2 separate regions of the Homo sapiens genome follow, and region 1 is linked to region 2. Evidence: chromatin contacts called from ENCODE Hi-C data. All regions are on one chromosome and are shown on one strand. Each heading gives the region's core, a stretch centred on a gene start or an enhancer-like site at or near the end of the contact. The rest is flanking DNA. Distances are from core to core; before and after follow the strand shown.

Region 1 (5,950 bases), core at 2,329-4,828, 340 kb after region 2:
CCTTAAGCTGTCTAAGTGTTCAGCCTCACCTCAGGTTAGATGATTATGAACCCTGAGTAATAATGCCAGAACATGGCCTTATGTAGATGAGACCGTTTACCAGGAAGGGTTAGTAATGATTATCTCTGGGTGGTGCTGATTACTAGTTAGTTTTTGTACTTCTTTTATATTTTCCAAATATTCTACATCCCTTTTTCTAAAGAAGTTTTGTGAAAAAAAAAAAGCATTTTATAACTATGTAGGTGGTGACATTGAGAAAGAACTTGTGGAGCAAGGTATAGTGGCTAATCATATTAATTTGGGAACCAAACTGATAGGTTCCTCATTTGTAAAATTGGAACCTACCTCATAAGATGCTATGAGGATTAAATGAATTAATAAGTAATAAAACACTTAAAATAATGCCTGGCACACAAAAAGTGCTGTATAAATAATCAGTGAACTTTATTTAGAAAGTTCTCTGGATTATTCTCTCATAAACAGCACATTTTCATCTTTATGACAGTAAAGTTTAGCATAGTGCTTTTTTTAATAAGAAGAATAAAAACTTCATTCAGAAAAAGCAAAACTTTTTCCTTAAAGTTCATTTACCTGCAGATATCATTAGTGTGTGTAGTACTTTCCTTCTTTCTTTTTTTTTTTTTTGAAACAGGTTCTGTCTCACTCTGGTTGCCCAGGCTGGAGTGCAATGGCACGATCCCAGCTCATTGCAGCCTCAACCTCCCAAGCTCAGGTGATTCTCCCACCTTAGCCTCCTAAATAGCTGGGACTACAGGTGCAAGCCCCCCATGCCCAGCTAATTTTTTGTATTTTTAGTAGAAACAGATTTTCACCATATTGCCCAGGCTGTTCTCGAACTCCTGAGCTCAAGCAATCTGCCCACCTTGGCCTCCCAAAGTGCTGGGATTACAGGCATGAGCCACTGTGCCCGGCCCTTTTCCTTTGTTTTTAGCAGTAACCGTTATGGTTACTTATAGCAAAGTTCTGGGCCACAGGCTATGAATCATCAATGACAGTGACCTTCGGGGCTTTGCTAGCTCACATGACACTGGTTAAGTGGTTTGGTTTCATTTTGCCTGTTTTCAGCCCTGCACCCAAGAGGTTGCTTAAGCTATGAGAACAAAAGTAAAGATAGGAAATAACTATGATATAATTCCATATCTCAAGTTTATTTTTAGCTAACGGGCCTTGTCTTGCTCTTCATTCTGAGGCGTAAAGTCTCTTAGGAAGAGAAGGAATCAGAAGCATGATGCAGAGTTTGACAATGACTAATTTGAAACGGAGCCATCTTCATTCTTTGTAACTTTAATCTCAATTTCTCAGTTTTTCTCAAATTTTCTACTGTAAGCAAACCTTCACAGAAATAACTCCTCTTAGAGATCACAGTGAGCTATGTGCTGTGTAAGGTTTTATTAGAACAAGCACATAAACAAAAACAAGTGGCTGTAAAGCCCAGTGAGCCCAGTTTATAGAGAAGCCATTGACTTGCCTGCAGAACCTGGTTACATTTGGATTCTGCCACAGAGTAACCATGCTACAGGGTGACCTCTGTGGGCTCTGGTTTCTGCGTCTTGGGAGTGAGTGGGTGGAACTGTGTGATTGCTATGGGAGTGTTGAGTGCTAATGTTCAAAGGTTCTATTTACCTGCTCCCCACACTATGGACAATTCACTCAACTGTGTGGTGTCAGTTTCTTTCCTGCAGTGGAGCCATTGGCAAGATTATATATGATTATTGCTTTGTTGATTGCTCTCAGAAAAAAATGGTGGTGGTGGTAGTGTTCAGCTATTAAAAGCTTTATGGTCCAGAGTTGACCAAATTGTTAATTGCATTGTGATATTTACTTTTTCAATGAAAAATTAGAAAGAAGTATCACCAATATCTTCTGTAGCTTCAGAACATTACCATGAGCCTGAAGGTGAGAAAGCTTGAAGTGTGTGGAGTTGTATCTCTGCTTCCACCTTGGCTGGCTGGTTTGTAAATTTATCTTTCATCCACTGATGCTTAAATTGGTGCTGTGCAGCTGCTGCTAGTCAGTGAAGGATTCCATTTGTTGGCTTTCTGTTTAAAGGTTTGTGGTAGAAGTCAGGGTAGGGTAGATTGGTCCTGTTGTTTGAAAAGGATAATGAAATATCTAATAGAAGACAGTTATAAACAAAATCTAGGCCAAAAGGAGAACATTTAATTTCCCAGGTTGCTGATTTTCTCAAGAGCTACTGTACTATGATCTGATCACTCTGAGAGTGTGGTTTTGTTTATTAACTTATATAGCTGTACTCTGTTGGTCCAGCCAGACTATAATAGGGCAAGAAGAAGTAAAAATTTACAGAAAGTCAGATTCTAAAGGATTATATTTCTGTGGCTATAATATTAAGTATATATAAAATTCTCTAAAATGTAACTCACAACACATGTTTAAACTATGAATAAAAATGGTCTTTGACAGTTTTTTAAAGGTTACATAATTAAAGTTTCTTGGTTGGAACAGCCATAGCTGGGGAAGATGCCTGCTGGAGAGGACACAGGCCGTGAGGAATACAATGTTTATAGTCAGCTTTCTTCATAGTAATAATCTGTGCTGGAAGCTATAATATAAATGTACATTTACATTTTATCTAAAAATAATTTTAAAAGTTTATGTACATGGCTATAAGCATTGAAGGTAAAAGAGTAAGGGTGAAGTGAAAAATCATGATGTTAAATAGCACATCTTTGAAGCTAATTAATTCCTTCAAATTGCAAAACAGTCACACGAGTACAAATCTTTATTTAGACTACGTTTGATTTTCATTTGAAAACCACATTCAAGACAAGCTAAATTACATTTAAATTCCCTTCCAGCTATAGATATGCATGCCTCACTGTATAAATGTCACTGTTGATTTTGATCTATAACCAAAGAAGAAATTGTCAAATTATGTATGAAATAGGATTTTATTTTTAATGTGGCACCAAGTATTTTTGCATTTATTGTGTTAGCTGTTTAACACAATATTTTTTCATTAACCTTTTAGTCTTCATTGCCTTCTGTCACTCAAGAGATGTCTTTTTATCTGAAAGTGTTTATAAGATCTTGAGTTTGGAGTGCAGCTTTCCTCCTTTGTTTCTTGCCTTGTTTCCCATGATGCAATTGTTAAATGGCCAGCATGTTAAAATGAAAGACAATGTGCTTTTAACTCTGATGGAACTCTGAAAATTAAAGTTATTCATTTAAGAACTATTGGTTGAGCAAATACTATAAACTGGATTTTACTAAGAGATATAACATGTAATATGATAATGATTGCCCTCATTTGGCTCACATTCTAGCAGGTAATAAAGGTAATAAAAAGAGAGACAAACATGTACTGTCAGGGAAAAGTGTCATGAGAATACAAAAGGGGATGGAGAGTTGACAGGATGGCTGTTTCAGAGTCATCTGTCAGAGAAGGTCTATCTGAGGAACTGACCTTTGAGCAAACCATGAGAATACCTGGGAACAGAATGTTTCAGGCAGAGAAACAACAAAGCCAAATTTCTGAGAGGGAGCTGGCTAGTGGATTCCAGGAAGAAGCCTGATGCCCTTGTGCCAGTAGGGTGATGGGTGACAAACTCACAGAGGCAGTCCAGGGCCGGACTGTACTGCTCTGTACACTGGCTTCTGTTCTAAAGGTAATAGAAGTCAGGAGAGGGTTTTGAGTGCAGGGGAGTGATGAGGTCTGACTGCTACGTAGGGAATAGACTATAGGAAGAGAGTGAAGCAGTTGACCAGTTAGAGTCTTGCTCAGTAGTCCTAGCAAGAGATGTTGGTGGTCTGGATTAGGGAGGTATGAATGGAGATAATGAGATATGGGCGGGCTTGGGATATTGGGGAATGATTAAATATGAGCTTCATTAGAGCATATTGTATCTGTGGTTTTCTCTGTTAAGGGCAGCAGTGGGAGGTAGAATTTTGTACCAATACAAGCTCCTCTTTAGTGGTGGCTTGCAGGAGGCAGAGTTTTTATGTTTTAGAGCAATGACCATGGTCTGAGGCTTAGCAACATGGAATGAAAAATGAAATTTGAAAATTGTGAAAGCAAAGATTTTTAAGATGGGGCTGTAAGGATTAATAGGGTCAAAATTCTACATTAATGTTTTTTGCTTTTGCTTTTTTTTTTTTTTTACCTTCTTGAGGCAAATTTGTTTGATGCTAGCTGGGATAAAAAGAACATCATTAACAGTTAAATTCCTACTTCAGTTTCCAGGGCTCAGCTGTACCCAGGCACAGGGCATGGCCCAAGTGAGGAGAAGTGCTGCAGCCCTAGAACCTCCTGGGACTGCAGTTCATCTGCACAGCATGTCATCGTCACACAGTGACATCTCATTTCATTCAACCTGAGAGTGAAGGGGTTTCAGACATGGCTTGCTTGTTCATTTTTAGCAAGTTTCTTAAGGGCCAGGGTGCCCGAAGAGGCAAGTTTCTACTCTCGCCTCCCTTCCTGTAACAGCCACCTCCCTTTCACCTGGCTCTTGCCTTCCCCCCGCAACATAGACTCTCATCCCTACACTCTTTTGTTCCTCATGGAACTCTGAGCTCCAGTTTCTGATCTCCAAGAGCTGCTCTGAGCTTTGATCCCTGTTCCCATCCTCTTCACTTGTACCCACCATCCCAGTTCAGTTTATCTTTCTTTTTATGTCTTCCCAGAATAGGAGCAGTGCTCTATGAGAAGACAGAACAAATACGCAAATGAAGCATAGATCTCTGTGGAGGTCAAACCAAGCCCCCAGATAATTTCCCATTCTGAATCTCCTTTCTGCTTTGCATTGTTACCTTTTAAAGAAAAAATTAACGTCAATATACTTACTCATCTTCCCTCCCTCCCCCCACTACCAGCATCACCATCAAATAGCATCAATATTCTCTGTAAAAGACACTGTTTTTGTTTATTACAAGATATGGTGGGCCAGGTGTGGTGGCTCATGCGTGTAATTCCAGCACTTTGGGAGGCCAAGGCGGGTGGATCGTGAGGTCAGGAGTTCAAGACCAGCCTGGCCAAGATGGTGAAACCCCATCTCTACTAAAAATACAAAAATTAGCCTGGCATGGTGGCAGGTGACGTAATCTCAGCTACTCGGGAGACTGAGGCAGAGAATTGCTTGAACCCGGGAGGCAGAGGTTGCAGTGAGCCAAGATCGTGCCACTGCACTCCAGCCTGGGTGACAGAGTGAGACTCTGTCTCAAAAAAAAAAAAAAAAAAAAAAAGATATGGTGAGTATGTAAGCTTTCTGTTAGGTACACTCACTTTTTTGTAGAAAGTTGGTTTTTGGAGGGTTTCTTTGCTTCTGCAGATTGTGTGGTGAAGAGAAGTTGGCAGAAGGTGAATCCTGGAAGATGAGATGTTAAAGGAGTGGCCCACTGGAAGGGGTAGAAAAGGGGGCAGGTAACAGGTTATTTGCATGGGGTTTGGTAAGCCAAGGCCAGGTCTACCCATAGAGCATCCTGAAGGAGACACAAACAGATAATTTCTGGGCTCTCCTCAGTTAAAAGGAGACTGAAGTCTTAGTGCAGGAAGGAGTTCAAGGCCTAAAACCCAGACCTTACAGTGGGTAATGTGGCTTGCTCTGTAGGGAACAGTTGCCTCAAGTGGTGATATCAGCTGTTTCTGGAAACTGACATAGTGAGAGTATAAAAGACAGTAAACCTGCAATTCTTGCCCTACTGCTTTGGCAAATATTTCATTGTTTATGTGCTGCCAAGACCCCCGGATTTCGGGCACACCTCTCTCAGATCCAGTGGGAGCGGTGGAGAGTCACATTCACCCACTGGCTTGATCAGGTGAAAAGATCTCTTTGCACCTTGTATGTGCTGCTTCAGTTGCAAACCAAATAAGAGGAATATTGGACCATGTCCAGGTCATGCATTATACTTGAAAATTATTGAATTCTGGAATTTTACCTAACTCAGGCCTTCAAACACAAGCAGCATCTCA
Region 2 (5,357 bases), core at 2,620-5,119:
TCAGGAACCAATTCAGGCCTACACATTGCATGGATATTTCTTAAGCCCTTTTCCAAGCATAAACATGACATTAGGCTTGTTAAATGAATTTGGCCATTTAGCCTAAGGAACAACCCATTTTCTGGATTTGACAAGCTGCTTTCTTGTGGGTTCATTTAGCTTGTTTCTCTGACCTTCTTATTTCTTATAAACTGAAAGTCAAATGTGGCCAGGCGTGGTGGCTCTTGCCTGTAATCCCAGCACTTTAGGGAGCTGAGGCAGGAGGATCACTTGAGCCCAGGAGATCGAGACCAGCCTGGTCAATATAGTGAGACCTCATCTCTTAAACAACAAAACAAAAGAGAAAGTAAAAGGCAAAAGCATGGTGGATTCAATTTAAACCTTGTTAGCTAGATTATATCATAGGAGATATGTACTTCTTATTGTATTTTGTCATGATATATATATTTTCTGGTTCGCCCACTGTTAGAGATTCTAGTAGTGACCAGTGAATTAAGGCAAACAACAATTTTCTTCTTCCAAGAAACATTATGTTTTCCCTCCTGTGACTACAAGGTAATCTGTGTGGTGTTATCTGGGCAATGCACAAATGTTCAGTTCCCCCTCAACAATGTGCTAATGCTTTAATACCAGTTTATACTTGTTGCTGAAGTCAATACTTTTAATAAGGCATTTGTAACCACCCACTGGGTTCATTTTTCATGGTGCCCAGATAGAGCCAATTTATCAAGATAGGGGAATTGCAATAGAAAAAGAGTTAAATACACTTCAAGCTTGCTAAATGGAAGACTGCAGTTTTATTATTACTCAAATCAGCCAGCCCAAAAATTCAGAGGCTAGAGGTTTTTAAAGATATTTTGGTGAACAAGGGGCTAGGGAATGGGGAATGCTGGTTGGTTGGGTTGAGGATGAAATTATAGGGAGTTGAAGCTGTCTTCTTGCACTGAGTCAATTCCTGGGTAGAGGCCACAGGACCAGATCTGCCAGTTTACCAGTCTGGGTGGTGCCAGCTTATCCATCAGAATTCAGGGTCTGAAAAATATCTCAAGCACCAATCTTAGGTTCTACAATATTATCTATAGGATACAACATTATCTATAGGAGAGCAACTGGGGAGGTTAGGAATCTTGTGGCCTCTGGCTGCATGGCTTCTAAACCATAATTTCTAATCTTGTGATTAATTTGTTAGTCCCACAAAGGCTGTCTTGTCCCCAGGCAAGAAGGAGGTTTGTTTTGGGAAAGGGCTGTTGTCATCTTTTTAGTTTTAATAGTTCTAAACTATAAACTAAATGCCTCCCAAAGTTAGTTTTGCCTATGCCCAGGAATGAACAAGGGCAGCTTGAAGGTTAAAGGCAAGATGGAGTTGGTTAGGTCCCTTTCAATGTCATCAATTTCTCACTGTTAGAATTTTTCCAAAGGTGGTTTCAGTTTAGAGCAATTTTCAGCCAGAGTTTCTGGTTTAAGAATATTTTTATAAAAGAGCTATTTACTCAGGTATGGGCAGGGCTAAGGCAACCATCTAGGGATCATGAAGTTCCCAGGGGCTAGTGTCAGTGGGCGGCTATCGCCAGCCCTCATCTGAGGGGGCAGGAGAAAGGAATGTTCCTCCTGGTGCCTGGGGCTAGCTACAACCCTGGGACAGGAGCTGCCCAACAGAAGCTGTGGCTGTTAACAGAGGAATTCAGTTATAACCCAAATCATGACCAGGCAGGGCACTTTAATGAAGTAAAACTTTTCTGATGACTGTTTTCTGTTTCTTGCGTGAAAGACAATTGCAGGACAGGGGAGATTATACATCAGGTATTGGAGACAACTACAATATGCCCTTTTAATGTCTGTCTGTGGACCAAGTTTACTGTTTGCATTTGTAGCCATGGGAAAGAACAGGGGAAACAAGGTGGACACAACTCTCAGGGGAAAATTGGCCCCTGGTTGCCAAAGCACAGGTGGGGGTAGTGTGATGTGATGACGTTTGCAATGGATAATTTGTATTAGTTAACAGCTCTGGGTCAAAGCTGTTTTGTCTCCATGCAAGAAGTAATGAAAAAAAAAACAATGTTAGTTCCAAGGAAACATATCCTCATCCGTGAATAATTATTTGCTTTGACTCCAGGACACCTTTCATTTAAAGGTGTAAAGGCACAGAGAGGGGGAAGTGAATAATCACTAACTAACCTTTTATCACCATAGGAGAGGACATGCTCCTGGTGCTAACTATTATGAAACTTCAAAGGGAGTGATTGTCAGGTGCCCATAGTTCAGATTATTTTCCTCAGCATGGGAATAAAACACTGCTGCTTCTCACTCACTACAGGTAAAATAAATAGAACTGATAATGTGTATTATATAATTCTACCAAGCCTTGGAGCCAGAAAACACATTGGTTTCCTCTGTCTCTGGGGAAGGGTTTCTTATTACATTTTCTTCTAGTTGACAAGCAATTTGGGAGTATCCCTCAATTACATGGGATGCCCCAGTGTGGGACTGAGAAGAAGATTAGATTGTAGGCTGCTCTATTACTTACTAACTGGGTGGTCTTGAGTATGTTATTTAATCTTCCCAAACCACTGTTTACATCCATAAAACAGTGATAATCTTCATTCCCCTGGCTACAGGAGAACGAGCTTTGATGAGGCAAAGTGGATAAGAATGGGTTCTGGAGTCAGAAAGAGTTCAAAATCTAGGTTATGCTTCTTACCGATTGAGTGAAATGGGGCAAAGTCACCTAACCTCTAAGCCTTAGTTTCTCCATCTGTAAAATAAAGTAATAGAAATAGAAACAAAACAGAAACACAAGATAGAAACAATGTTGTATTATTTTAAAGATTAAATGCTAAAAAACACTTAACACAGTGCTGGCAATAAATAAGCACTCAATAGTTTGCTATTATTATCAGCTGCCCTGTGGTAGACAGAATTCTAAAACAGCCCCTATATTCCTACTCGTGATGCACATGCCCTGTATAGTTCTATTCAGTGTGAATGGAACCTGTGAATATAATGACATATTACTCTTGTGAGGAAAATTATCTTGGGTTGACTTGACCTTTCAGGTGAGTCTTTCTTCTTCTTCTTTTTTTTTTTTTTTTTTTGAGACGGAATCTCACTCTGTTTCCCAGGCTGGAGTACAGTGGTCTGCAACCTCTGCCTCTCGGGTTCAAGTGATTCTCCTGCCTCAGCCTCCTGAGTAGCTGGGATTACAGGCACCTGCCACCATGCCCGGCTAATTTTTGTATTCTTTGTAGAGATGAGGTTTCACCATGTTGGTCAGGCTGGTCTGGAACTCCTGACCTCAGATGATCCACCTGCCTCAGCCTCCCAAAGTGCTGGGATTACGGCGTAAGCCACTGCGTCCAGCCTCAGGTGAGTCTTTTAAAAGCAGAGAGCTTTCTTCACTTGGTGCTGGGAAGAAGTCAGAGAGGTGCACTCTCACTAGCCTGGAGAAAATCAAACATCCCTGCCATGGCAGCCTATGGGGACTACGTGGCATGGAATGTCAGTGGTCTCTGTGAGCCGAGCATAGTCCCCAGCAGGCAGCTAGCAGGCAAAGGGGAACTCATTCCTACAACCCCAAATAATTGAATTTTGCCAATAACCTGAATGAGCTTGGTAGAGGACCTCCAGTCTCAGATAAGAACTACAGCATAGCTGATATCTTGATTGCAGCCTTGTGAGACCCTGAGCGGAGGAGTCAGCTAACCTGTGCTCAGACTCCTGATCCACGGAACTGGAAGGTAATAAATGTCTTGTTTTAATTCACTGTAGGTGGTAATTTGTTTGAAGCAATAGAAGACTAATACACTATTCAGAGTTAATCAACATTGTTTCTGTGGCTCTTGCTGGGTCCATTTCTGTTCCTAATTGCTGTTGTCTAATGCAATACTTGGTTGCATAAATCATGACAGTGCAAGAATGACAAGAGGTGCTGTTCTCCAACACAACCCCTTTAGATTGTCAATACTCTGTCCGACTGTCTTCTCCTGCTAATGGGCTGGTGATGATCATGGGGGAGGAGAGGTTTATAGACCTTTGTGGCTTCAGAAAGGAATAAAAATATCGTCGGGGCTGAGTCTTTCCTGGAAGATGCAACTCGTTATGCAAAAGCCCTTTCTTCATAGTTGTTTCCTGTTTGACACTACAAATCTCTCAATTTCAAAGGGCTTATATGAACTTCAGGCCAAACTTAGCCAGATGATCTGTTGAATAGCTTTAGGTCTTCACTGAGCTTGCAGTATATTGGAAAAAGGAGACATCAAACAAGTAATTGCACAAACCCAGAATTATCAACTGCATTGTGTGCCTTAAACAGAAAGCACAGACTCTCAGAGAAACTTGAGCCTGTGGATTCAGGGGAAACTTTTCTGCATAAGAATGGAAGGATGAGTAGGAGTTGACTAGGCCGAGGGATGATTAAGAGTACATCTCCCAGGAAGAGGGGATGGCTTGTGAAAAGGCCCTGAGGCAGGAAGAGGCATGACTATTTCAGGAAACCTGAAGACTGGAGAACGAGCAAAGAGAGTGAGGAGAAGAGACTGTGGGGCCATGCTAAGGATTTTGGTCTCTCCGGTTTGCCCTTTCAGAAAATCATCCAGGTTGCAATGGAGAAAAAGAAATTGTAGGGAGCAAGGACTGATGGCAGGAATACTAGTTAGGAGGTAATTGCAACCATGCAGACAGGAGCTCATGGCAGCTATGACTAGGATCATGGTGGTGGAGACGGAGAGAAGTTATATAGATCAAGCAGATATAATGTTTTATTTTTGCTTTTACCAATTTTTTTAAAATTGAGGAAAACATTTTCTCATCACTTCTACTATTCTGTGGAGAATTCACATTCATTCACATATTTATTCAACAAATACGTACTGTGTGTCTTTTATGTGCCAGATACCATTTTGGGCATAGGAATATAATCTTGAATAAAATAGTCAAAAAATCTCTGCTCCCAAGGAGTTTACAAGGGAGTTAGACAACAAACAAGGAAAAAAATATATATATATGTGACAGCAATAAATGCTGAAAAGAAAGTTGAAAGTTGACAAGGGGGAATATTAAGTGTTCAAAGAAGGTTGCATTATATGTTATGTCCTGACAAGATCTCACTAAGATGATGACATTTGAGAAAAGATTTGAAGTTGGTTAGGGATCAAGGCATGCAGCTATTGGAGGTAGGAAGACTGAGAGGAAGTATTCTAGTCAGAGGGAACAGCCAGTGCAAAGACTCTGAGGTAGAGAGGTGACTGGCATTTTCCAGAAGGCTGGAGAATAATGGGCAAAGTAACGCATCAGTCATCAATTTCGCAATAATGCTGAGTAACAAGCAAACTCAAAATTTCAGTGGTATACAGTAATAAGCA

Evidence for each region. A loop is a pair of places that touch in the nucleus more often than their neighbours do. Pooled maps may share reads with other maps.
Region 1: a pooled map shows a loop between it and region 2 (9-fold over the local background). The contact joins two enhancer-like sites. A Hi-C loop is called at or near these places in 2 of 37 single-sample maps with no recorded cell type and 9 of 50 pooled maps.

What each region holds. Positions count from the first base shown.
Region 1 is chr1:184,490,718-184,496,667 of GRCh38, forward strand. The region is part of intron 2 of C1orf21 (chromosome 1 open reading frame 21); the gene reads left to right. Among named protein-coding and RNA genes, the nearest start is that of C1orf21, 110 kb to the left of the region's middle. RefSeq lists an enhancer at 4,632-4,701. Within about 2 kb of position 3,579, at least 6 of the 41 ENCODE cell types and tissues checked have a DNase peak (open chromatin) inside an H3K27ac peak, as active enhancers do.
Region 2 is chr1:184,155,067-184,160,423 of GRCh38, forward strand. No RefSeq gene overlaps it. Among named protein-coding and RNA genes, the nearest start is that of TSEN15, 110 kb to the left of the region's middle. RefSeq lists an enhancer at 1,816-2,471. Within about 2 kb of position 3,870, at least 3 of the 41 ENCODE cell types and tissues checked have a DNase peak (open chromatin) inside an H3K27ac peak, as active enhancers do.